4 separate regions of the Homo sapiens genome follow, and all the other regions are linked to region 1. Evidence: read pairs that join two places in POLR2A ChIA-PET (ENCODE). Cell type or tissue: CD4-positive, alpha-beta T cell. All regions are shown on one strand. Each heading gives the region's core, and the rest is flanking DNA. Links, peaks and the distances in the headings are about the cores only.

Evidence for each region. Peaks named below come from ENCODE experiments on the same cell type or tissue, not always from the same donor. Only the 100,000 strongest peaks of a DNase experiment are listed, where the experiment ranks them.
Region 2: POLR2A ChIA-PET joins it to region 1 with 5 read pairs; 1 of 35 experiments calls an interaction of 5 or more read pairs at or near these places.
Region 3: POLR2A ChIA-PET joins it to region 1 with 6 read pairs; 4 of 35 experiments call an interaction of 5 or more read pairs at or near these places.
Region 4: POLR2A ChIA-PET joins it to region 1 with 5 read pairs; 20 of 35 experiments call an interaction of 5 or more read pairs at or near these places.

The regions. Positions count from the first base shown.
Region 1 is chr16:692,791-698,524 of GRCh38, reverse strand. FBXL16 (F-box and leucine rich repeat protein 16) reads left to right here. Exons shown (of 6, transcript NM_153350.4): 2 at 1,106-1,752; 3 at 2,602-3,110; 4 at 3,449-3,533; 5 at 3,828-3,891; 6 at 4,102-5,734. The coding sequence starts at 1,120. The coding sequence ends at 4,250. Among named protein-coding and RNA genes, the nearest start is that of WDR24, 5.3 kb to the right of the region's middle. RefSeq lists enhancers at 2,777-2,826, 2,847-3,016 and a silencer at 3,097-3,216. In CD4-positive, alpha-beta T cell, for the core only: no CTCF peak of the experiment used is centred there; DNase peaks (open chromatin) are centred at 2,784, 3,104, 3,814, 4,494 and 1 weaker place; H3K4me3 peaks cover 1,874 bases.
Region 2 is chr16:962,227-967,960 of GRCh38, reverse strand. The region is part of intron 1 of LMF1 (lipase maturation factor 1); the gene reads left to right. Among named protein-coding and RNA genes, the nearest start is that of LMF1, 5.9 kb to the left of the region's middle. In CD4-positive, alpha-beta T cell, for the core only: no CTCF peak of the experiment used is centred there; DNase peaks (open chromatin) are centred at 3,120 and 3,820; H3K4me3 peaks cover 1,732 bases; H3K27ac peaks cover 2,200 bases.
Region 3 is chr16:805,517-811,250 of GRCh38, reverse strand. No RefSeq gene overlaps it. Among named protein-coding and RNA genes, the nearest start is that of GNG13, 7.6 kb to the right of the region's middle. RefSeq lists an enhancer at 3,184-3,413 and a silencer at 3,494-3,703. In CD4-positive, alpha-beta T cell, for the core only: no CTCF peak of the experiment used is centred there; DNase peaks (open chromatin) are centred at 3,380 and 4,090; H3K4me3 peaks cover 1,822 bases; H3K27ac peaks cover 1,035 bases.
Region 4 is chr16:639,420-645,153 of GRCh38, reverse strand. It overlaps MCRIP2 (MAPK regulated corepressor interacting protein 2), which reads right to left and starts at 3,326. Exons shown (of 5, transcript NM_138418.4): 1 at 3,111-3,326; 2 at 2,905-3,034. The coding sequence starts at 3,162. RefSeq lists enhancers at 2,212-2,261, 3,403-4,314 and silencers at 2,502-2,641, 2,652-2,931, 2,962-3,511. In CD4-positive, alpha-beta T cell, for the core only: no CTCF peak of the experiment used is centred there; DNase peaks (open chromatin) are centred at 2,403 and 3,363; H3K4me3 peaks cover 1,549 bases.

The DNA of each region.
Region 1 (5,734 bases), core at 1,120-5,119:
CAGAGGCCACCCCAGACCCTTCCCTTCAGTTCCCCTGGCCTGCCCAGAGGGGTGGGCCTGGTGGGTACCTACAGTGGACGGCACAGCAGAGAGGTCAAGAGAGCAGTCCTGGCCTCACCAGGTCCACCTCCATTTTCTTCTCTGTAAAATGGCCATCATGGTACCTAAGTGCTAAAAAGTGTCGGCGTTTCTTCGCCTCACTGGGCAAACAAAAAGGTTTCCGGTCAGGCACGGTGGCTCATTCCCATAATCCCAGGACTTTGGGAGGCTGAGGCGGGTGGATCACTTGAGGTCAGGAGTTTGAGACCAGCCTGACCAACATGGAGAAACCCCATCTCTACTAAAAATACAAAATTAGCCGGGTGTGGTGGTGGGCGCCCGAATTCCCAGCTACACGGGAGGCTGAGGCAGGAGAATCACTTGAACCTACGAGGCAGAGAGGTTGCGGGGAGCCAAGATCCTGTCTCTGCACTCCAGTCTGCGCTCCAGGCAACAAGAGTGAAACTGTTTCTTTTTTTTTTTTTTGAGACAGAGTCTTGCTCAGTTGCCCAGGCTGGAGTGCAGTGGCGCAATCTCGGCTCACTGCAAGCTCCGCCTCCCGGGTTCACGTCATTCTCCTGCTGCAGCCTCCCAAGTAGCTGGTACTACAGGCGCCTGCCACCATGCCCAGCTAATTTTTTGTATTTTTAGAAGAGATGGTGTTTCACTGTGTTAGCCAGGATGGTCTCGATCTCCTGACCTCATGATCCACCCGCCTCGGCCTCCCAAAGTGCTGGGATTACAGGCATGAGCCACCGCGCCCGGCCGGAACTCTGTTTCAAAAAGAAAAAAAACAAAAGAAAAAGAGGGTGTCCATGGGCAATGAAGGTTGGGCTCAGTGCATACCGTAGGTGCCCAGTGAGTGCTGCCAGTGGCCATGGTTGGCTTCCTGTTGCTGCTCACAGTCTGGGAGGGAGAAGCAGGCACTCCCATCCTCTCTGTCTGGTGGTTCTGGGAGCACCATAGGGACGCCCAAGGAGGGAAGGAGCCCCACTGCACCCGCCCCCAACCCCGGCCTTCCAGACTCAGCAACAGACTCACTCCCCCTCCCGGCCCTCATCCACAGAGCGTGCCAGGAAGATGTCGAGCCCGGGCATCGACGGCGACCCCAAGCCTCCATGCTTGCCTCGAAACGGTCTGGTGAAGCTGCCGGGCCAGCCCAACGGCCTGGGTGCGGCCAGCATCACCAAGGGCACGCCAGCCACCAAGAACCGCCCCTGCCAGCCACCACCCCCACCCACCCTCCCACCACCCAGCCTGGCTGCTCCACTGTCCCGGGCTGCCCTGGCTGGGGGCCCGTGCACCCCGGCAGGTGGACCAGCCTCAGCCTTGGCACCTGGGCACCCAGCGGAGCGGCCGCCGCTGGCCACGGACGAGAAGATCCTCAATGGGCTCTTCTGGTATTTCTCGGCCTGCGAGAAGTGTGTGCTGGCCCAGGTGTGCAAGGCCTGGCGGCGCGTGCTGTACCAGCCCAAGTTCTGGGCAGGCCTCACGCCGGTGCTGCATGCCAAGGAGCTCTACAACGTGCTGCCTGGTGGCGAGAAGGAGTTCGTGAACCTGCAGGGTTTTGCCGCCAGAGGCTTCGAGGGCTTCTGCCTGGTTGGCGTCTCCGACCTGGACATCTGTGAGTTCATTGACAACTATGCGCTCTCCAAGAAGGGTGTCAAAGCCATGAGCCTCAAGCGCTCCACCATCACGGACGCAGGCCTCGAGGTGTGCACCAGGCTCGGGGGGGACAGGGCTGGGGGGCAGGGGCGGGCAGCAGCAACCCTATGGAGGTGGGAGCGGATGGTGGCTTTGGGGTGGGAGGAAAGAAGGACTGACTACAGGGGACCTCGCGCAAAGCGAAAATGTGGGTCCCTTGTTCAAAGACACTCAAGATTTTCAAGATGGCAGCAGCAGGGCAGTGGATTAAATGCAGGGCCCAGGCCCGGTGGCTCAAGCCTGTCATCCCGGCACTATGGGAGGCCGAGGCAGGCCACTCACTTGAGGTTAGGCGTTCATGACCAGCCTGGTCAACATGGTGAAACTCTATTTCTATTAAAAATGCAGAAATTAGCCAGGCCTGGTGGTGGGCACCTGTAGTCCCAGCTACTTGGGAGGACACTGAGGCAGGAGAATCGCTTGAACCCGGGAGGCGGGGGGTACAGTGAGCTGAGATCATGCCACTGCACTCCAGCCTGGGACCTGGGCAACAGAGTAAGGCTCTGTCTCAAAATGATTGAATGAATGAATGAATAAATAAATAAATAAATAAATACAAATGCAGTGTGGGGAGGATGCGAGGGGGAGCTGAGGGGCAGCTGGGAAAGGATCCCCCAGGAGTAGAGGTCAGAGGAGCCGCCTGGCAGCCGGGTCTGGAGTCTAATTGTAACGCTGGTGCCAACGCCCCCAGCACCTGCCCTGGCCAGGCCCTGGGCTCTCGTCCCGATGCCCCGCCTCCTCACACACTGCCAAATGTTTTCAGGGTTCAGCTCCCTGCATGTTTACACCCTACTGCTTCCTCCCTGCGGGCTCCACCCCTTCTCCTGCAATCCTGACCCGGCGCCCGCCCGCCTGCAGGTTATGCTTGAACAGATGCAGGGCGTGGTGCGTCTGGAGCTGTCGGGCTGCAACGACTTCACCGAGGCCGGGCTGTGGTCCAGCCTGAGCGCGCGCATCACCTCGCTGAGCGTGAGTGACTGCATCAACGTGGCCGACGACGCCATCGCGGCCATCTCGCAGCTGCTGCCCAACCTGGCGGAGCTGAGCCTGCAGGCCTACCACGTGACGGACACGGCGCTGGCCTACTTCACGGCGCGCCAGGGCCACAGCACGCACACGCTGCGCCTGCTCTCCTGCTGGGAGATCACCAACCACGGCGTGGTCAACGTGGTGCACAGCCTGCCCAACCTCACCGCGCTCAGCCTCTCGGGCTGCTCCAAGGTCACCGACGACGGCGTGGAGCTCGTGGCCGAGAACCTGCGCAAGCTGCGCAGCCTTGACCTCTCGTGGTGCCCACGCATCACCGACATGGCGCTGGAGTACGTGGCCTGCGACCTGCACCGCCTAGAGGAGCTCGTGCTCGACAGGTGCGCGCCCCCGGGCCGCGCCGGGCGGGGCTGGGCCGGGCGGGGCTGCACGGGGCGGGGCGGGGCGGGGCTGCACGGGGCCGGGGGCGGGGGCTTCCGGCGGGGCTGGGGCTGTGGCGCGGCGGGCAGAGCCCTCGGAGCCTGGGGAGTGGGAACCGCAGAACCGCAGCACGGGTTGGCTGGACCCCCGTCCTTCCCGGTGGGTGGGAGCGAGGAGGGGCCAGCGGCTGCTCCGGGTGGGGCAGGAAGGGATTCACGCCAGGGGCACTCCCAGGAAGACGAGGGATGGCCGGGGCCAGGTGATTTGAAGGTGGGGGTCCCCTCTGGTGCAACCACAGGTGTGTACGCATCACGGACACTGGCCTCAGCTATCTGTCCACCATGTCGTCCCTCCGCAGCCTCTACCTGCGATGGTGCTGCCAGGTACCGGCTCTCACGCCCCGGGATTGGGGGATCGGCGGGGAGGTGGGGGCGCGGGGAGAGCTCCCGGCCCCACTCAGATCCTGGGAGAGTCTGGGGCCCCTCCCTATCCAGCAGCCGACCTAAGCGGAACGCAGGGGTCCCGGCGGCCCCCACGAGCACTTCCCAGCCGCCTCCCGGCTCCGGGGGGGACGGAGGAACCCCGGGCTTGAACCCGCCTAGCCCTCCATGGACCCCAGGGTGCCCTCCGCCTCGGTGCGAGCGGAAATCGTTAAGTCGCTCCTCCACTCCCGACAGGTGCAAGACTTCGGGCTGAAGCACCTCCTGGCCCTGGGGAGTTTGCGCCTCCTGTCTCTGGCAGGTGAGACCCCCGTTTCTGCTCTGACGCTGGCAGTGACCACCCACCCCCACTTAGTCCACCCGCCCAACCTGCCCGGTCCTTGTGCAAACTCACACCCGGCGCGGACACACAGTCCCGGGTCCGAGGCGGAGGAGGAGGGAGGCGCGGCCCGGCCGTCCCCGCCCGAGCCCTGGGCCGCGCGCACTGAGCCGCCCTCTGACCCCGCCGCAGGCTGCCCGCTGCTCACCACCACCGGGCTGTCGGGCCTGGTGCAGCTGCAGGAGCTGGAGGAGCTGGAGCTGACCAACTGCCCCGGGGCCACCCCCGAGCTCTTCAAGTATTTCTCGCAGCACCTGCCCCGCTGCCTCGTCATTGAGTAGCGCGAGGCCCCCGCCCCGGTCGCGGGAACCCGGCCATGACCTGGGCGGGGGCGCGGGGCGCCGCCGAGCCCCCTCTTCCCGCCTTGCGCTCGGGGGAGCCCCCGCGCCCCCGGCCCAGCGCGGGAGGCGGGGCGAGCCGAGGGAAAGCCCCTCCCCGACCTTCGGTCCCTCCGCCCTCCCAGCCCCGCCCCGGGCAGGGGGGCGGCGGGTGGGCCCGCCCCACGCACGCACGCACACTCGGGGACTTTGTGCATGCCCCTCGTGCCCGCACTGCACGCCGCCCTCCGCCACGCCACAGCCACAGCCGCCGCCATCACTCGCTCGCCCTCCCGCTTGGGGGGCGGGGCTCGGTCCTTGGGGGGGCTTTGAGCTCTCCAGACTGTGCCCTTACCGCCTTCCCCGCCACACCCGCTCTGTCTTCCCACTGTCCCCCCCATCCCGGGCAGGGCCCAGTGGGATTGAGGGGGCTGGGTCCCCCAGGACACGGGCCCAGAAGAGCCCCACGGGCTTCCTGCATCTTCCACCGCACCATACCTGGAGCCCTCCGAGGGGTGTCAGGGGAAACAGGCCACCGCCAAAGCCATGGCCCGCCGCCGAGAGCCCAGGCCCCACCCGCACCTCCTCACCCATCCAGCCTGACCCACGCGGCCTCTCCTCCTCCTTGCCGCTGTGTGGGGCAGTCCCCTGTCCGCCCCAAAACCCGGCCTTGGTCCCTGGCCAGGCTGAGAGAATTGGGCAGGGAGAGGGCGGAAGGGCTGGCGATCGCTTGGAGTCATTAACGTGATCCCAGCTGACTCCGGTCGGCCTCAACCCAGGGGTGGCGCAGGCACCTTGCAAGCCTCGAGCTGTAGCCACCCTCAGGCCTGGGAAGAGGCCTGGGCCGACCTCACACCTCAGCCCTTGCACCCGGCCGGGCTCAGTTCAGGCCTGGGCACCGAGCTTCACCCTGGGTGGGTCTCCTCAGGTGGAGTCTGCAGAGTGGACCCAGCCAAGGGTCAGGGTCAGCACTGGGTCAGCGACTCCAATCTTCCAGTGGCCAGCACACCCTAGACACCCCGAGGAGGGAGGGCTCCTTTCTAGCCTGCCCCCCCACCCCCACTTCACCCCTCCCCAGCTTCCCAAACTTCTGTCTGCCCAAATGGGCTCTGACCGTGCTCTGTCGGCCCGAGACATTTGGAAGTCCTGGGGGATGCTGGCAAATCTCAGCTGTTGCTGAGGAGGGGGCTGGGACCCCTTCCCATCCCAACCTTGAGCCCCAGGAGATACCGCGCCCACACCCAATCTTGGGACACTCCCTATCTGGTTGGAAGAGAGTAACCAGTTTCCAGAGAGCCAGAGAGTGAGAGAGAGAAAGAGAGTGAGAGAGAGAGAGAAAGAGAGAGAGAGATGCTGTTGAATCAGAAACAGATCAACAGCCCAAAGATTTTCCTGTCCCTGGAGTGCCAGCCCCAGGAAGCTCCAGGGCTGAGTGGTCAGGAGCCAGT
Region 2 (5,734 bases), core at 1,015-5,014, 270 kb before region 1:
TCCTGACGTGTGGACTCGGGTCCCTAGTGTGATTACTGCGTTGAGCAGATGCTGAAGTAGCACCCTGCCCGGTGCTGACCTCCTGGTGACAACGCCACTACCCCCAGTGGACAGCGAGGAAGCAGGGTCAGCCACTGGCCCGGCTGTGCAGCGATTGTCCGTAGGCCCTGGAGTTCAGCCCTGCCCTTCATTCACGCCACTGTGCAGCCTGCGTATCCTGGACACCCGGTTCACATCTGGGCAGCGGCGTTCTCGGGCCGTGACGGCTCCTGGGAGGACCGAGGCTGCCCGAGGTGGTCGGGGATGCCTGACACTGACACTGAGCTTCCCCTCAGCACAGATGTCACTCCCAGGAATGGCTGAAATCTGGACGAGTAAAAGCTTATGTGACAGGAGTTTCCGGCCTAAGCAGCGGGACCTGGGTGCCATGTTCTTGGTGTGTAGGGGCAGTGCCGGCCGCCCATGGGTGCCGGTGCCTCCTGCAGTCAGGCCTGCTGCTGTCTGTGTGCGCAATAAGGAAACCGAACCCAAGAGTGGGCACCATGCCCAGGCTCACCGGAACAGAGGGCAGAGCAGCCTGGCCAGAATCCCTCACTGTTTTATGGCAGGAACCCCCAGGGTCGTGCGTCGACGTTGTGGCCCGGCGTTCCCTGCGGAAGATTGAGGCCCTCACTGGTCAACCCTGCAGTACGGGGGCGTGTGTGGCAAACAGCTGGTCTGGAGCCTCGTCAGCCAGGCCGGCTCCTTGATGCTTTGAAATCCCCCTCCCAGGGGGCCTGGCCAGGTCCGTCCATGGGCGGCCACAGGCAGCTGGGGCTGGACTCCTGGAATTTCCAGCAGCCCTGTGTCTGTTACAGCGCCAGTGGTAGAGCTGGATTCCCTGACAAGACGGGGGAAGGACAGCCTTGCAGGTGCTACTGAAGACACCCTAGGCTAGAGCTGCCCACCCTGGGTGGGTTCTCCTGGACTGAACTGACGTTGGTTTGCTATTGATGAGAGTCACATAGTATATGTACACAATGCATTTTAACTGCCTCAGAATTAAGGTGTTATCTGGAAACAGTGTAATTACAGTTGGTCAGAATTGGGTTGATAGCAGTTCACTGCAGAGAACTTTCTGGAAGCTGTGACAGGTGGAAGTAGTGGGGCTCAGGGTTGGTGGGCCACACCTTAGCTGTGTGGCCTTGGCCAAGTTGCTCATCAAGACCTTCCTGTCACTGATGAGGTGAGAGTGACCGCTGGGCCGTCCTGAGGCTGACATGGGATTCCTTGCCTGTGCACACTTCCCAGAAGGCGGACCAAGGACACACCCGCCTGGGAGACGGCTCGCAGGCAGCCACGGAGTATATATATCTGAACGTCGGAAAGGACCTTTCCTTTGAAGCTCAAACATTTATGAGATATTGTTACAATTCGGAAGGGATCTGTAGGTGAAATGTGACATGAAGACTGGGTAACGTTGGCATTTGCAGACTGACTTTATGTGTGGCACTTTTCGTGGGTGCCATGGCGTCGGCGCAGAGACACTCCTGAGGGATTTCGTCTGTCGGTCCATGTGTTTGTGGGGGCCGAGTCCTGGACAGGCCTAGGAGGGAACCGCCCCGGCCAGGGCCGGCTGCTCGGCGCCTGCACAGGGCATGAGTGCTGGGGGCTTTGGGACACACGCTCCCTGCTGCCTCTGGGGCAGATGTCCACCTGCACTGCTTGCAGTGAGAGGCTGGGGCCCCAGTGGACGAGCCGTGGTGCCTGAACTGCTCCCGCTGTGTCCCCGCCACGTGAGGCATCTCTTCCTGACCGTGGTCCTGAGACCACCTGGCCTCTGCCTTCCCAGGGTTAACTGTACTTGTTCTCTCCGTGGCTGCCGACACCCTTCTGGCCTTCAGACTTAGCCCTCATCACTCGTGGACTCCTGACCCCACCCAGGGCTGACCACCGGAGCCCTGCTCTCTGCTTCCTTTGCGGCTGATATTGTCCCCATTCCAGTGTTGTTCTTGTGCCTGTCTCCCCTCTAGCTCCTTGCAGTCAGGGAGAGGACTTTCTTTATACCTCTATCCCTTGTCTTCTAGGGGCATCTCCTGCTCAGTGAAATGTGCTGACCCGTAGCAGGTGGTCTCTACCAGGGCTTAGTGTCAGCATGGGACACTTTTCCAGCCATTACCCCTTCTTTCCCCTCTACCCACCTCCAGCCCCGAGGTGCGGCCCAGCAGGACAGATACTGCCACAGCCCTCCCTTGGTTGTGTTCATACTTCCTGGGCTGCTCATGCCTTCCTGTTTGCTGGTGGATTCTCTTTTTGCTGGAGTGTATCCCCAAGCAGCTTTTCCAGAAAGGACCAACTTGCCCGGATCTCTAATTCTCCATCAAAGCCACTTTCCCTCAGAGCTTTGCAGCATTGAGGAGGCATCTTCAAGCATCTGACTCTTCTTCTCCCTGGAAGCTTCTAAAGTCTCAGTGCCTTGCCCTCCTGCTCTCCACCTTTGCTCTCTGTTCTGGTTATTTATCGAGGAGTCTCTGAGGCTCTTTTTTTTGCTCTCTTGTAGTGGCCTTGGTGAGCTCTTCAGCCTCAAGGCTTGTCCTTGGCTCTGGATGAGGCTCTTCTGGCCTCTCCCCAATCTGCCCATGTGTTCCAAACACCGCATGCCCCAGCTGGGTTCCAAACAGGGCGGGTGGGGGCCACTCTCCTGTCTAGCTTCGTAGCGTGGGCTGAAACCTGGGAAAGTCTCTCCATGAAGCTGAATGGAGAAGAACATGGCTTCCGCGAGGCCCTAGGAGCCAAGCACCACACAGAACCCACCGCTTGGCTGTGATCCCGAGTGACGGGGACAGCCTGGACTGCAGAAGGAATGCCCAACGCTGGCGGGAACGGAGGGGCTTTTCTTGCTCGTCTTTCCAGTTCCACATTGTCACATTGGAGTCCTGGGCTCACTGAGATTATGTTGAAAATCCGACCTCTAGGGGATCTCCATGCTAGTTTTGTCCTTTAGGCGTGGAGGCATGCGTGCCGCACTGTGGCGTCTGTTCTGTGCGCCTGCTCACCGCCCTTCCTTCTTTTCCGCGTGGGGCAGTTTTATCGCGTCTCCCCGGCAGCTGCTTCGGCGAGGTGGGGCCGCGGTGCCATTGGTAGCGTGTCTCTGAGTCTCACCGCAGCCCTTGTAGCTTGGCATCCTCGTCAGATGACACCCGAGGCAGGGTTGACGTGGCAGGCAGAATCGTTTGCACCCGTATTTGCTAAACTCTCAGCTGTTCTTCAGAAAATTTGAGGAGAAAATGAAACCAAAAAGAATACTTGAAACCCTGCTCAGTTGGTTTTGTTCTGAGCTTTCAGTGGCTCTAAGAGCTCATGGGAAATGAGTTCTTTTTCTTTTCTCCGGGCCACTTGAGTTCTAATGAAATGCACCACTTGGTTTTACAAGTTCTTCTATAAAATACTTGCTTGTTTAAAAAGCAAACAGCACTGCCCTACTTCGGAGCTCTGCAGCACATCCCTTAAAGAAAAAATACTTGAGGTCACTGTGCTGAGGCCCAGAATTTAACCACGGCCAGTAAGAACCATCAACAGAGAACGGCATTTCTGGGATGACTGTTTTAATCTTACAACAATTTATCTGAAAGGAGAAAAGAGAAAGCTGATTTTTTTTTTCTGATTCTTTTTTTTTTTTTTTTTTTGAGACAGAGTTTCACTTTTTCGCCCAGGCTGCAGTGCAGTGGTGCAATCTCCTCTCACTACAACCTCCGCCTTCCGATTTCAAGAGATTCTCCTGCCTCAGCCTCCCGAGTAGCTGGGGCTACGGGCACAGGCTGCCACGCCCAGCTATTTCTTTCTGATTCTGAAACAAAGTATTTATCGGCCATGCCTGCTGTTGGCTGCTCGGGCGACACGGTATTTCCTCGGTATTTCCTCGTTGCAGCTCCCAGGTCAGGCTCTGGGTCCCTGTGAGAGGCGGGTGGCCGCCATGGCTCTGCTGCCTCCCGTGTGGGGTAGTGACGGGGCCTTCCGAAGCTTGACTGCTTGGTTAGTTTTGTTTTGAGAGCCTGTGATGTTTCAAGATTTTTACTGCATCTTTTTATGTAGCTATTTTTATAACATGAGTAGAGGTTGAAATAGTTTTTTTCTCTCTGAAATCTCAATTCAGTCTGTCTTCCTTTTTCCTGATAAGCAGGAAGCATCCTATGCTTCTTGCCTTAGAATTACTGATTTAGGCTATTGCTTTGGTGAGGCCACATCTTGTTTTCCTCTGTGGTCCTGGAGTTTGCGTTGTGGTGAGGGGTGGAGCACATCCACCCTTCAGCTAGCGCCAATTAGGTCCCTGTGGGAAAGGGGCCCCAGCCTAGCACCAATGAAGGCTGGGCCCTGGAGTGTGCAGTGGCTGAACAGTCACAACCTGTGTTTCTCCCACCTGCATACATGCCAGGACATACACACATGCATCCCTGCACACGCACACATACATGTGTACATGTGCACACGTGTACAGAGACATGCATACACCCGTGCACACATGGACACAGGGCATCCATGCACAGGTGCACATGTATACATGTGCACATGTGTACAGACACATACACACAGGGACACATGGGCATGTCATACCCATATGCACACACACTGGCCTGAGCTGTGGAAGCTGCTGGTGCGGTCCCTGCACGTGTGGCCGCCGGGGCTGAGGGCCTACCGCGAGGTGTCCTCTATGTTGCTAGGAGGTCAGCGCTCACAGCTCAGGTCCCTTCCACCCAGTGGTGGAGGCAGTAGGGGTGTGGGGAGCCTTCTGCTGCAGCCCTGTTTCCCGCCCTGCGACCCACCCCGAGTCCCCTCTGTGTCCCACCTCATGTCCACCCTGTGTCCAGCCTTGTGTCCAGTCTGTGTCCCGCCCTGTGTCTGCCCTTTGTTTACCCTGTGTCCATCCCGTGCCCGCCTGTGTCCACCCTCTTCCTCCTCACTTGGAGCTGCCCCCACCCACCTGCCGTCGCAGCCCCTTTAGAGGTCACCAGCCCTGACCCTTTCGTCGCCCAGGGCCCTGCGGTGCTCTGCCTGTGGCCCTGCTCCCACTGCCTTGGAGGGAGGCTGCTCACAGCGCTTCATGCCGGGCACTGAGTGGTGCAGAGTCTTCGAGAAACCTTTACTTTTTAAAATTTTTTTATTAAAAATAAAACTATTAACTGAAACTGCAGACTCTATGGCTTTTCCACCCGTGCCTGTTCCGTTCTGGGACCCGGTTTTGTCCTGGCGTCTCCTCCCTCCCTCCCTGGTCTGTGAGTCTCCCAGACTTTCCTGTGCAGGATTCCGACCTTGACAGTGTCAAGCAGGCCTGTCATGGCGTCTGTAGAGCGTCCCTCACGTTGGGTCCGTCTGGTGTTTCCTCGCAATTAGACTGGGTGATGGGTTTTGGGAAGACGCCCACAGAGGTGCGGGGCCCTTCCCGTCACACCGTATCAGGGTCCTGACGTCCGCACGGCTTTCTGATCACCCGGCCAAGGTCTGCCTGCCAGGTGTGCCCTCTGACAGGTCCCTGCTTTCCCGCCCGCTCTGTCCTCTGGAAGCCGCTCACTGGGTCCAGCCCCCGCCTCCTGAAGGGAGTGTCTGCGGACATTATGTGGAATTCCTCTGTGAGGAAGATCTTGTTACTTACTTGTTTGTGGTCACTGATTTTGTCACTATGGACCCACGCCCATTTATTTTCCCTCTGGGTCGTGATCCCGTGCTGTCACCGTGAGTCTGTGTCTGGGTCGTGATCCCA
Region 3 (5,734 bases), core at 1,103-5,102, 110 kb before region 1:
TTTTTTTTGAGAGATAGTGTTTTGCTATGTTGCCCAGGCAGGCCTTGAACTCCTGAGCTCAAGCAATCCTCCCTTCTCAGCCTCCCAAAGTGCTGGGATTACAGGCGTGAGCCACCGCCCCCAGCCTCTATTATTTTTCATGATGCCCACCTTACCCCTGGCGGGCACTGTGCAAACACTTTACACAGCGCTGCAGTCAACCCTCCCAAAAGCCCTGGGCAGCACTGTCCTCCCCGTCCTCTAACGAGCAGACCTCAGAGAGGCTGGGCCACTCACCCATGCCAGCCACCTAATAAGTGGCAGAGCCAGCCAGGAGCCCAAGCCAAACACAGCCGTGTGGACAGCCGTCCCTCCATGCCACACCTCCTCCCTGCTGAGGGAGAGGCCAGCCGGTCCCCGTCCACATCAAGTGTCCGGAGAACCAGGTCTGCCTCCCCACAGGGCAGTGCTCTAGCCACTGGCTGCTCAGTGTGGGAGCCTCCTTTTGGGCAGAGCAGCCCGGGGCAGCCCAGAGCCCACTGGACGTCCCGGGGAAGCTCCAAAGGCAAACCCTCCATAGATCCGAGCCTGCTCCAGAACCCAGAGGTTCCGGGCCAAGGGCGCACACGGAGTTTGGGTTTGTGCTACTTCCCTGGGACATCCTGATGTGGCCTGTTTGGGAGAAGCCGCCAGGAACACCCTATCCTGTTGGCTCCATGTCCCAAGTCACCCAGACCTGTCCCACACCCTCCCCGCTGCACCGTCTCTACTGAGGTCTCTGCAAGATCCATCTGGGACATCATGAAAGGCTCTGCTAACCCTCAAAGCCCAGGTACCATGGGGTCCAGATTTGGGCGGCATTTTTATAGAAAATTGCATCAGAAAGACCTCACTGCATCTCCCAGCCCTCCTCAGGGAACCAGAGGGGACCCGTTCCTCACCCACAGCAACCTCTGCAGCCTCTCCTCAAATCCCCCAGCCTCTACCACAGCCTCCCTCTCCCCTCCCTTCCTTCTGTTAAATGAAATCTATAGGAAGCCATTGGTGGCCAGGTGCGGTGGCTCACGCCTGTAATCCCAGCATTTTGGGAGGCCGAGGCGGGAGGATCACTTGAGGTCAGGAGTTCGAGACCAGCCTGGCCAACATGGCAAACCCTCATCTCTACTGAAAATACAAAAATCAGCAAGGCGTTGTGGCACGTGCTTGTAATCTCAGACACTTGGGAGGCTCAGGCAGGAGAATCGCTTGAACCCGGAGAGGCGGAGTTTGCAGTGACCCGAGATCACGCCGCTGCACTCCAGCCTGGGCGACAGAGCGAGACTTCATCTCAACAACAAAAAAAAAAAAAGTTCCATGTCACCAAACTGAAGCTAAGTTGTTTATCTGAACTTCTGAGAAACCAGGAGAGTAATAACAGCCAAATCCCCAAACAGGCTGATCCTTGCCGGTACAATAAGGAGTTCTCTTCTGCTTTCACCCTTACAAGAAAAGCAGCTTCGAAGTGAGCGATCCGTGTTTTCTGTTTCCGCTTTCCTCAGCCCTTCCGTCTAGAAAACCAGCCTCCTCTGTTCAGCCCCCCGGGGCACTCCCTGCTCTCTGTAGAGCCAAGCGGTTGCCCGAATCTAGCATCACGAATGGAGCCCACGAGGATCTTTAAACTAAATTTGTAACTCTGTCTTGTGACAATTCTCTGGATCAGCTTATGCAGGGAGGGAAAGAGGGCAAATCAGACACTGTCCTAGTGGACGAGGAGGGAGATGTCCGACCTGCCGTGGGTCATCTCAAGCACCTACTTGGCTGGGTGAAGGGATCCCTAGAGACCTCATAAGGCGCTGCTTCTGGGTGTGTCTGCGAGGGGGTTTCCAGAGGAGCCTGCCTGGGGGTCGGGGGACCAAGGGGAAGACCCTCCATGGGGGCGGATACCATCAATCGCCTGGGGGCCCAGATAGAACAAAAAGGGGCTGGGCACGATGGTCCACGCCTGTAATCCCAGCACTTTGGGAGGCTGAGGCAGGCGGATCACTTGAGGTCAGGAGTTCGCGACTAGCCTGGCCATGGTGATACCCCATCTCTCCTAAAAAATACAAAACAAATTGCCAGGCATGGTGGCATGCACCTGTAGTCCCAGCTACTCTGCAGACTGAGGCAGGAGACTCGCTTGAACCTGGGAGGTGAACGCTGCAGTGAGCTGAGGTCGTGCCACTGCACTGCATTCTGTCTCTAGCCTAGGAGACAGAGCGAGACTCTGTCAAAAAAAAAAAAAAAAAGAGGGAAAAGAAGTTCTGCTCTTGTTCCTGGCGCTGGGACTCTCTCTTCCTCCTCCTGCCCTTGGACAGGGCCCCCAGCCTTGGGACTCCAGGACTTAACACCAGCGGCTCCTTGGATTCTCAGCTTTCAGCCCTGGCCTGAGTCACACCTTTAGCTCCCCTGGTTCTTCCGTTTCCTGACTTGGACCGAGCCAGGCTGCCAGCATCCCAGGTCTCCGGCTTGCAGATGGCATCCCTCCCGGGACTTCTCGGCCTCCCTAACCGCATGGGCCAATTCCCCTGACAAACCCACTATCATCCGTCTATTAATCCGTCTCTCCAATATATTGGTCGGCCTCTGGAGAATGCCTACTGATGCGACACCTGTTTCTGTACACTGGCTTCTGCCTCAGATCTCACAGGCGTGCCAGGGAAGAAGCATTCCAGATCCCATTTAGGAAACTGTGGAGGACGGTGTGAAAGTAAAAGCTCAGGACCCCAATTCAGGCTGCCAAAAGGACAGAACGAAGCCGAAGACGGAGCCGGTCAAGTTACTGCCTCTCCCTGTGTTGTTGGGCAGGTAACTACAGACGCGAGGTCAGATCTCACTCTCCATTGCCCTCATCTTGCGGACGCATCATCGGCGACCCCAGCCCCCCACCCCCCGCCCCTCCTTTTCTCTTCCCACCGTGGGCTCAGAAACAGGACCGGAGCCTTCCTTACCCCGCAGCCCGCTTTCCCCCTTTAAATACGGAGGCCTCAAAACCATCTCTGGAGAAAGGCATCGACCTGTCCCCCCAGGCGCGACCTCGACCTTGCCGAGCCACGCTCCGAAGCCCACCGAGGCCTGTCCCGGCTACTTCTTGGTTTACAACTGAAATGGACCAAAAAGACAGCGGGCATCCTTCTGGATCATCTGATTCTGCAGGGGTCTGCGACTTTCGCCGTCTTCGAGATATTTTACGGTCCTGGAGTTGCAGAAAACGTCGAGCAACGCGAGCGACTCTCGACCAGCGTCGCGTCCGTCAAATGCAATCGATCATCGCCAGTGGAGAGTGACCGGATATGAGAGCCCTGCCCGACTCCAACATGGCCGCCCAGCCCACGACCGAGGCCTGGGCAGCCGCTGCCAGGAGCCAAGATGGCTGCGACGAGCGCTGACGTCACGCGGGCGGCCACCGTGCGCGGCTGACCCTTTCCTGCCGGGACCCGGAAATTATCTCCCAAGGCGGAAGTAAACGGCGCGCGACGGTCGGTTGAAAAGTTGGCCGGGGCGGGCGAAGGCTGCGAGCGGGGCCGTCCGGGTGGTCTGGGCGACTGCCCCGAGGGCCCGCCACGCCCTGGGGCCAGCCCTGACCGTCTTACCTCAGTTTCCCCACCTGTAAGAGGGATCCGCTGGCGGGTCCCTTTGCCATCCCCCTTCTCTAAATGCAGGGACAGAAGACGGCCGCTGGCGGGACGGCCACAGGGGCCCAGGCCCGGCGCCTGCACGCGGGGCTCGCGCCCGGGTGTTTGGCCATATCGGGAGGCGGCAGGAGGCGGCGGCGAGGGGCCCTGGCGAGGGCACAGGCGGGTCAGGGAGCAGCGCTGGCTGAGGCCCGGCGGCCAGAGGGAGCGGGAGGGAAGGTGCGGGGCCTGGGCTGCTGCCTCCTGGGCACGTCTAGCTTTCGAGGGTCACACCGCGGGGAGAGGTGACATTTTGAAAAGGTAATGGGGGCCACGATCCCTCCAGAGGCTATAGGGAGGACCCTTCCTGCCTCTTTGAGCTCCTGGGGGCTCTGGGAGCTCCAGGCGTCCTTAAGAGGCTTGTGGCCGCGTGGCTCCAAACTTGTTTTTGTTTTGTTTTGTTTTGTTTTGTTTTTTGAGACGGAGTCTCGCTCTGTCACCCAAGCTGGAGTGTAGCGGCGCGATCACGGCTCACTGCAAGCTCCGCCTCCCGGGTTCTCGCCATTCTCCTGCCTCAGCCTCCCGAGTACCTGGGACTAGAGGCGCCCGCCACCACACCTGGCTAATTTTTTTGTATATTTTTTTTAGTAGAGACAGGGTTTCACCGTGTTGGCCAGGATGGTCTCAACCTCCTGACCTCGTGATCCGCCTGCCTCCGCCTCCCAAAGTGCTGAGATTGCAGGCGTGAGCCACCGCCCCCGGCCCAAACATTTTTTTTTTTTTTTTTTTTTTTTTTTTGAGATGGAGTCTCCCTCTGTTGCCCAGGCTGGAGTGCAATGGCATGATCTCGGCTCACTGCAACCTCCACCTCCTGGGTTCAAGTGATTCTCCTGCCTCAGCCTCCCGAGTAACTGGGACTACAGGCGCGCAGGCCACCACCCCTGGCTAATTTTTGTATTTTTAGTAGAGACAGGTTTCCACCATGTTGGCCAGGTGGTCTGCCCACTTTGGCCTCCCAAAGTGCTGGGATTACATATGTGAGCCACCATGCCCGGCCTCAACTTTTTTTGAGACAGAGTCTCACTCTGTTGCCCAGGCTGGAGTGCAGTGACATTATCTCAGCTCACTGCAGCTTCCACCTCCCAGGCTCAAGCAATCCTCCCACCTCAGCCTCTCCAATAGCTGGGACCACAGGTGCGCACCACCACACCCAGCTAATTTTTGTATTTTTTTGTAGAGACAGGGTCTCACTTTGTTGTCCAGGCTGGTCTCCAACTCCTGAGCTCAAGGGATCCTCCCGCCTTGGCCTCCATAAGTGCTGGGATTACAGGTGTAAGCCGCTACTTCCTGTCGTCTACTCTCTGTATTTTGCAAATAAAACGTTTGCAGGTCATGTCAAACATCAAGTGATTGATCTGTGGGGACGCAGGCGCCTTCCTCAGAGCCCCTCCCTCCCCTGCTTCTGCCCCAGCCAGCCTTGTGCATCTGCAGATACCGAGGCTGCTCAGGGGCGCTCTGCTGTCCACTGAGTGCGAGGAGTCTCAGGCGCTGCAGGGACCCGGGTGCTGCCACACGGGTGGACAGCCCATGGTGGCCGGTTGGAGGCCTCTAGCACAGACCCTGCACACCTGGAGGCTTCTGCTGGCAAAGCCCTGGGACCTAAGACCAGATGCCCAGGGCTATGGCCCACTTGGGATGACACACAGGGTCCCCAGATGTGTGCATCTACCCCAGTGACCCCCTTTTTGGGATGCTTGTGTCTGTTCTGGGGCTGCTCTGGGCCCCAGGGGTTGGGGGTGGGCGGTGTCCCCTTGTGAGAAGGGGCCCGCATGGCAGGAGTTCCCTGTGGGCGCAGGCCAGGCCCTGGAACGGTCTGTACCTCGCACACTGCATTTGCGAGCGGCTGCGCTGTTCCTGAGCTGGTTGGGAGCTCAGAAATGCAGGCGGGTGTCTTCCTGCCCCATGGGGTGGTAGAGATAGCCAGGAAGTGAGTGCCGGCCGCCCAGGGCCCCAGGCTTATTTCCCGAGACGGAGCTTGGCCACCTGTGGTCTGGTCTCCACGTAGCAGGATGCACGTTCGAGGCCTGTGACCCATGGGGTGGTAAGTGGGGTGTGCAGCTGCC
Region 4 (5,734 bases), core at 1,051-5,050, 53 kb after region 1:
CCCCGTCTCTACTATAAACACAAAAAAATTAGCCGGGTGTGGTGGAGGGCGCCTGTAGTCCCAGCTGCTCGGGAGGCTGAGGCAGGAGAATGGCCTGAACCCGGAAGGTGAAGCTTGTAGTGAGCTGAGATCACACCACTGCACTCCAGCCTGGGCTACAGAGCGAGACTCCATCTCAGAATAAAAATAAAAATTAAAAAAACAAACCAAGGTTTATCTGGTCTGTCACTGTCGTGGGCAGTGCCCAGACCCATGCCTGGCAGGAACCAGAGCCAGCATACATCATGGGTGACAAGCCTTGACCCTCTGGGTGCACCAGGAGATGTGCAGGGACCCCGACACCCCCCTCCCGCGCCCAGTCAGTGAGAGATGAGGAGTAGCAAAAAGCACCAAGGAGAAGAAAAGGCAGGGCAGGGCCGGGCGCGGTGGCCCACACCTATAACCCCAACGCTTCCACAGGCCAAGGCGGGAGAATTGCTCGAGCCCAGGAATTGAATACTACCCTGGGCCACATAGTGAGACCTGTCTACATAAAAGTTAAAAATGAGCCAGGTGTGGTGCTCGCCTGTCATCCCAGCTACTCAGGAAGTCGAGAGGTGGGAGGATCACTTGAACCTGGGAGGTTGAGGCTGCAGTGAGCCATGATTGCACCACTGCACCCCGGCCTGGGTGACAGAGCAAGACCTTGTCTCAAAAAGAAAAAAATTAAATGAAGTAAAAAACAGCGAGGTGGGTGGCAGCATGGGGTGGGGTGGTTCAGAGGGAAGGTGGTTGGCCAAGCACGGTGGTTCACGCCTGTAATCCCAGCACTCTGGGAGGCCGAGGTGGGCGCATCACCGGAGGTAGGGAGTTTGAGACCAGCCTGACCAACATGGAGAAACCCTGACTCTACTAAAAATACAAGATTAGCTGGGTGTGGCAGTGCACGCCTGTAATCCCAGCTATTCGGGAGGCTGAGGCAGGAGGATCGCTTGAACCCAGGAGGCAGAGGTTGCGGTGAGCGGAGATCCTGCCATTGCACTCCAGCCTGGGCAACAGAGCAAAACTCCATTTCAAAAAAAAAGAAACAGAGGGAAGGTGGTTGCCCCAAGAAGGTGCAGGAGCAGGATGGGGGCTTCATGCAGAGATCCCACTGCTGCCAGAAGCTCCCAGCGCTGGGGCCTGGGGGTGGGAAGGTGGGTGACCCCAGGGAGGAGAGGGCAGCACACATCCTGCCCTGCCCAGGGCTCCTCTAGCCCCACTGCACACGGGGTGAAGCCCACTCAACTCCCACAGGTCCCACTGGCTGACAGAGGACCTCACATGGGGACTTTAAGAAAACAGGCCGGGCGCGGTAGCTCACACTTGTAATCCCAGCACTTTGGGGGGCTGAGGCGGGTGGATCATGAGGTCAGGAGATCGAGCCCATCCTGGCCAACATGGTGAAATACAAAAATATAAAATTAGCCGGGCATGGTGGCACGCACCTGTAGTCCCAGCTACTGAAGAGACTGAGGCAGGAGAATCGCTTGAACCCGGGAGGCAGAGGTTGCAGTGAGCTGAGATTGCGCCACTGCACTCCAGCCTGGGCGACAGATGGAGACTCTGTCTCCAAAAAAAAAAAAAAAAAAAAAGAGACAACAGCCAGTGGGCCTGGTGTTGCCCACTGGGACCCTTGGGGTCCCATGGAGAACTCTGGGAAGCATTTCCATCTTCTTCCCTAACTCCTCCTAACTGTGCCACAGCCTTACCCCTGCCCTCCCTAGCAGTGGGGTCTTGGAGAGAGAAGAAAGGTGGTTTCCCCAGGTTAAGAGAGACGGCGTCACCCTGGGCCACTCCAGCCTCATGCTCCCTGCCTGGGGACCAGGTGGTGGCTACAGGTGTGCCTCGGTTTCCTCCCCTGGGAAGTAGAGCGGCCACGAGGACCAAGGGTGATGTCCGCGGAGCGTCCCAGCAGAGCTGGGATGCTGGAAGCACCTAGGGGCCCACTCACCTCCCGCCAGAAGGCGCCTCTGGTAGAGGGCACTTACCTCACTAGGATGGAGCCCCAGAGAGCCCCCGCCCCGCTGGAACCTCCACACCTTTCTGAGAGGTAGGCAGGGGGCAGGCTGAGGGTGGCTCGGCACCCCCCCACCTGTAGCTGCCCTGAACTCCTGGCCCGAGCTCTCCTCCCCAGCACCGCCTCAGGCCATGACCCTACCACCTCCAGGAGCCTTCGGGCCGGCTTGGGGCCACAGCAAAATCCACAGGCCTGGGAGAGGCACAGGATAAATGAAGGGAACGGTGGAGGAACTGAGCCAAAGTCAAACGTCCAGCCCTGCGGGGCTGTCCAACCTCTGGGTCATGGTCACGGGGAGGCCACAGTGGCCGGACTGAGGCTCCTGTGGTCTCGGAGTTTCCTAACTGGGTTAGGAAAAGCAGAAGCAACCGGATGGGGGGAGGCCCCACTGCCCCAGGGTGTCTGGGGTGAAGGGCGGAGGAGGGCAGCGGCCCTGCCCGAGGGAAGCGCACGCACGTCTCCCCCACTGAGCTCTGCAAGGGCAGAGCCGGGAGATCTTGAGGACCAGCGCCCGACGCTCTCCGCGAACCGTGGCCTGGGCCTGCTGCACGTCAGGGTTCCAGCAGCAACCCAAGGTCGCCCGAAGCACCGACCTCGGACGCTGGAGGCCCCTGCGACCCAGGAACTGGCCGGCTTTCTCCCCGCTGGGGGCCCGGGCCCGGCCAGGTGAGGCGGAAGTGCGAGGCGCAGGCCCGCGGGCGCGTAGTGGGCAGGACCCGCGCACCCCCCGCGCCCGGAGCGCCCGCCCCGCCTGCAGCACGTGGCCGGACCTCACTAACATTTCCCCAAGGTCACCCTCCGCTCTAGGGCGGCCGGCGGGGGAGGGGAAGCCGGGCCGGGCCGGGCCGGGGCCGCGCGCGTCTCACCTCGACAGGGGCCAGGGTCCCGGCGGCTGCGCAAAGGGCTGCGCCCGCGGGGGCTGCGAGGTCGGCGGCGCGGGCTGCCGGCATTTCAGGAGCTCGCCGAGCCGGCCCTCCACCTGCTGCTGCGTGGGACCTGCGGGCACCGGGGGGCGGTCAGCCGCCGCCGCGCCCCGCCCCGTCCCCGTTCCCGTTCCCCGGCCCGTGCGCACCTGTGCGGCGCTGCGCGACCAGCTTGCTGGGCCCCTTGGTGATGGTGTACATGACGCGCCGCTCCCACACCGCCGCCGGCCCCCGGCCAGATCCGGCCCCTGCGCCGGGGCTCGCACTTAACGGACTGCGGGCGCCGCGGGGAGGGGGCGGGCCCGCTACACGCCCCCGGCCCTTAAAGGGCCCGCACGGGCTCGGGCTGACCCCGGACACGCGGCGGAGGCGGCGCTTGCGCCCTTTGGGAAACTGGCAGGCGGGGGCGGAGCCGCCAGCAACCCCGCCCCAGCCCCCGGAGGCCCGAGGCCAAGGCGGACGAGGCGCCCTGCTGCCCGGGAAGGCCGTTGCTGCCTGGAGGCCATGTCAGTGTCGGGGCACCGCACTCAGACTGCTGGCGGCGAGGACCCAGGGGCCCTGCGGGGTCAGCGGCGATGTGCGAGCAGGGTCCTCGGAGCCCCAGGGCCCACCTTTGACAAGCGCTGGAGGAGAACCTGTGCTGGGGGTCCCTGTGCTGGGGGCATCCCTGTGCTGGAGGTCTCTGTGCTGGCGGGATCCCTGTACTGTGGGGGGGTCCCTGTGCCTGTGCTGGGGGGCTCTGTGCTGCGGGCCCTGTGCCGGGGGCATCCCTGTGCTGGGGGGATCCCTGTGCTGGGGGGCCCTGTGCTGGGGGCATCCCTGTGCTGGAGGTCTCTCTGCTGGGGGGATCCCTGTACTGGGGGGGGGTCCCTGTGCCTGTGCTGGGGGGCTCTGTGCTGCGGGCCCTGTGCTGGGGGCATCCCTGTGCTGGGGGGATCCCTGTATTGGGGGGCCCTGTGCTGGGGGGATCCCTGTGCTGGAGGTCTCTGTGCTTGGGGGGATCCCTGTACTGGGGAGGAGTCCCTGTGCTGGATCCCTGTGCTGCGGGCCCTGTGCTGGGGGGATCCCTGTGCTGGGGGCCCTGTGCTGGGGGGCCCTGTGCTGGGGGGATCCCTGGGCTGGGGGGGTCCCTGTGCTGGGGGGCCCTGTGCTGAGGGGCCCTGTGCTGGGGGGATCCCTGTGCTGGGGGGGTCCCTGTGCTTGGGGATCCCTGTGCCGGGGGGCCCTGTGCTGGGGGGCTACTCTGTGCTGTGGGTCTCTGTTCTGGGGGCTCTGTGCTATGGGGGGTATCTGCGCTGGGGGCTCTGTACTGGGGGACTCTGTGCTGGGGGTGTCTGTGCAGGGGGGCTGTGTGCAGGGGAGCTCTGTGTTGGGGGCTGTGTGCTGGGGGACTCTGTGCTGGGGGCGTCTGTGCTGGGCTCCTCTGTGCCGAGGCTGGAGGCAAGGATTTACCATTCATACTTGGGGAGCCTCAGCCAAGGTGCCTGCAGAGGCCTGGGCCAGTGTGAAGGGTCACCCTTGGCTTGGGTCTTGGGACTGGGTCTAAGAAGAGAAAAAGCGGCTCATCCCCCTGGACTTGGGTAGAGACATGATGCCCTGGGAGTCTCCCTTCCACCCCAGGAGTCAGAACCCTGGCTGCACTCTGCCCCACGTCCTGGCCCCCAGGCTGAGGTGCACCCAGAGGCCCGACGTGTGCCTCTTCGGCCCCTGGGGCTCCTGTACCCGCCCCACAGATGTGAGAGTGTGGCAGGCCAGGTCTCACTAACGCAGGCCTCCATAACAATTATTTCAGTGCAGAGTGGTTAGTTCAATATTAAAAGCTTAAAAAGCTGTCCAGGATCGGTGGTTTACACCTGTAATCCCAGCACTTTGGGAGGCCCAGGCAGGTGGATGACCTAAGGTCAGGAGTTCGAGACCAGCCCAGCCAATTTAGTGAAACCCCATCTCTACTAAAAATACAAAAAAAAAAAAAAAAAAAAAATTAGCCAGGCATGGTGGCAGGTGCCTATAATCCCAGCTACTCCAGAGGCTGAGGCAGGAGAATCACTTGAACCTGGGAGACAGAGGTTGCAGTGAGCCAAGATCGTGCCACTACACTCCAGCCTGGGCAAAAGAGTGAGACTCCGTCTCAAAAAAAAAAAAAAAAAAATGCCGGGTGTGGTGGCACACACCTGTAGTCCCAGCTACTCGGGAGGCTGAGACAGGAGAATCACTTGAACCCAGGAGGTGGAGGTTGCAGTGAGCTGAGATCACATCACTGCACTCCAGCCTGGGCGACAGAGCAGGACTCTAAAGAAGAAAAGCCAGTGCCCTTCTTCAAAGGCTGGAATGTAACAAAAGCCCACCAAGAGCTGTGCCCAGGCCTCTCCTGGGCCTTGAAGCGCGACAAGATAACGAAGGAATTCTTAATAGGACCCGTTTAGGATTAAACAAGTTTATTGGAGGTCTGAAGAAACTCTCCAGGCCTCCACAGACAAGTTTATTGGGAGCCCGAAGGAACTCCCCAAACCTTCATGATTTAGCAGGAAACAAGATTAAGTCAGTTTACTGAGGCTCCAGGGGAAGGTCTTCAGGACTCAGGCCTTAATTATAGATTAAAAGAAGTTAATCACTTGGCCGGGCACGGTGGCTCACGCCTGTAATCCCAGCACTTTGGGAGGCCGAGGCGGGCGGATCACGAGGTCAGGAAATCGAGACCATCCTGGCTAACACGGGGAAACCCCGTCTCTACTAAAAATAGTGAGCCCAAGATCGTGCCACTGCACTCCAGCCT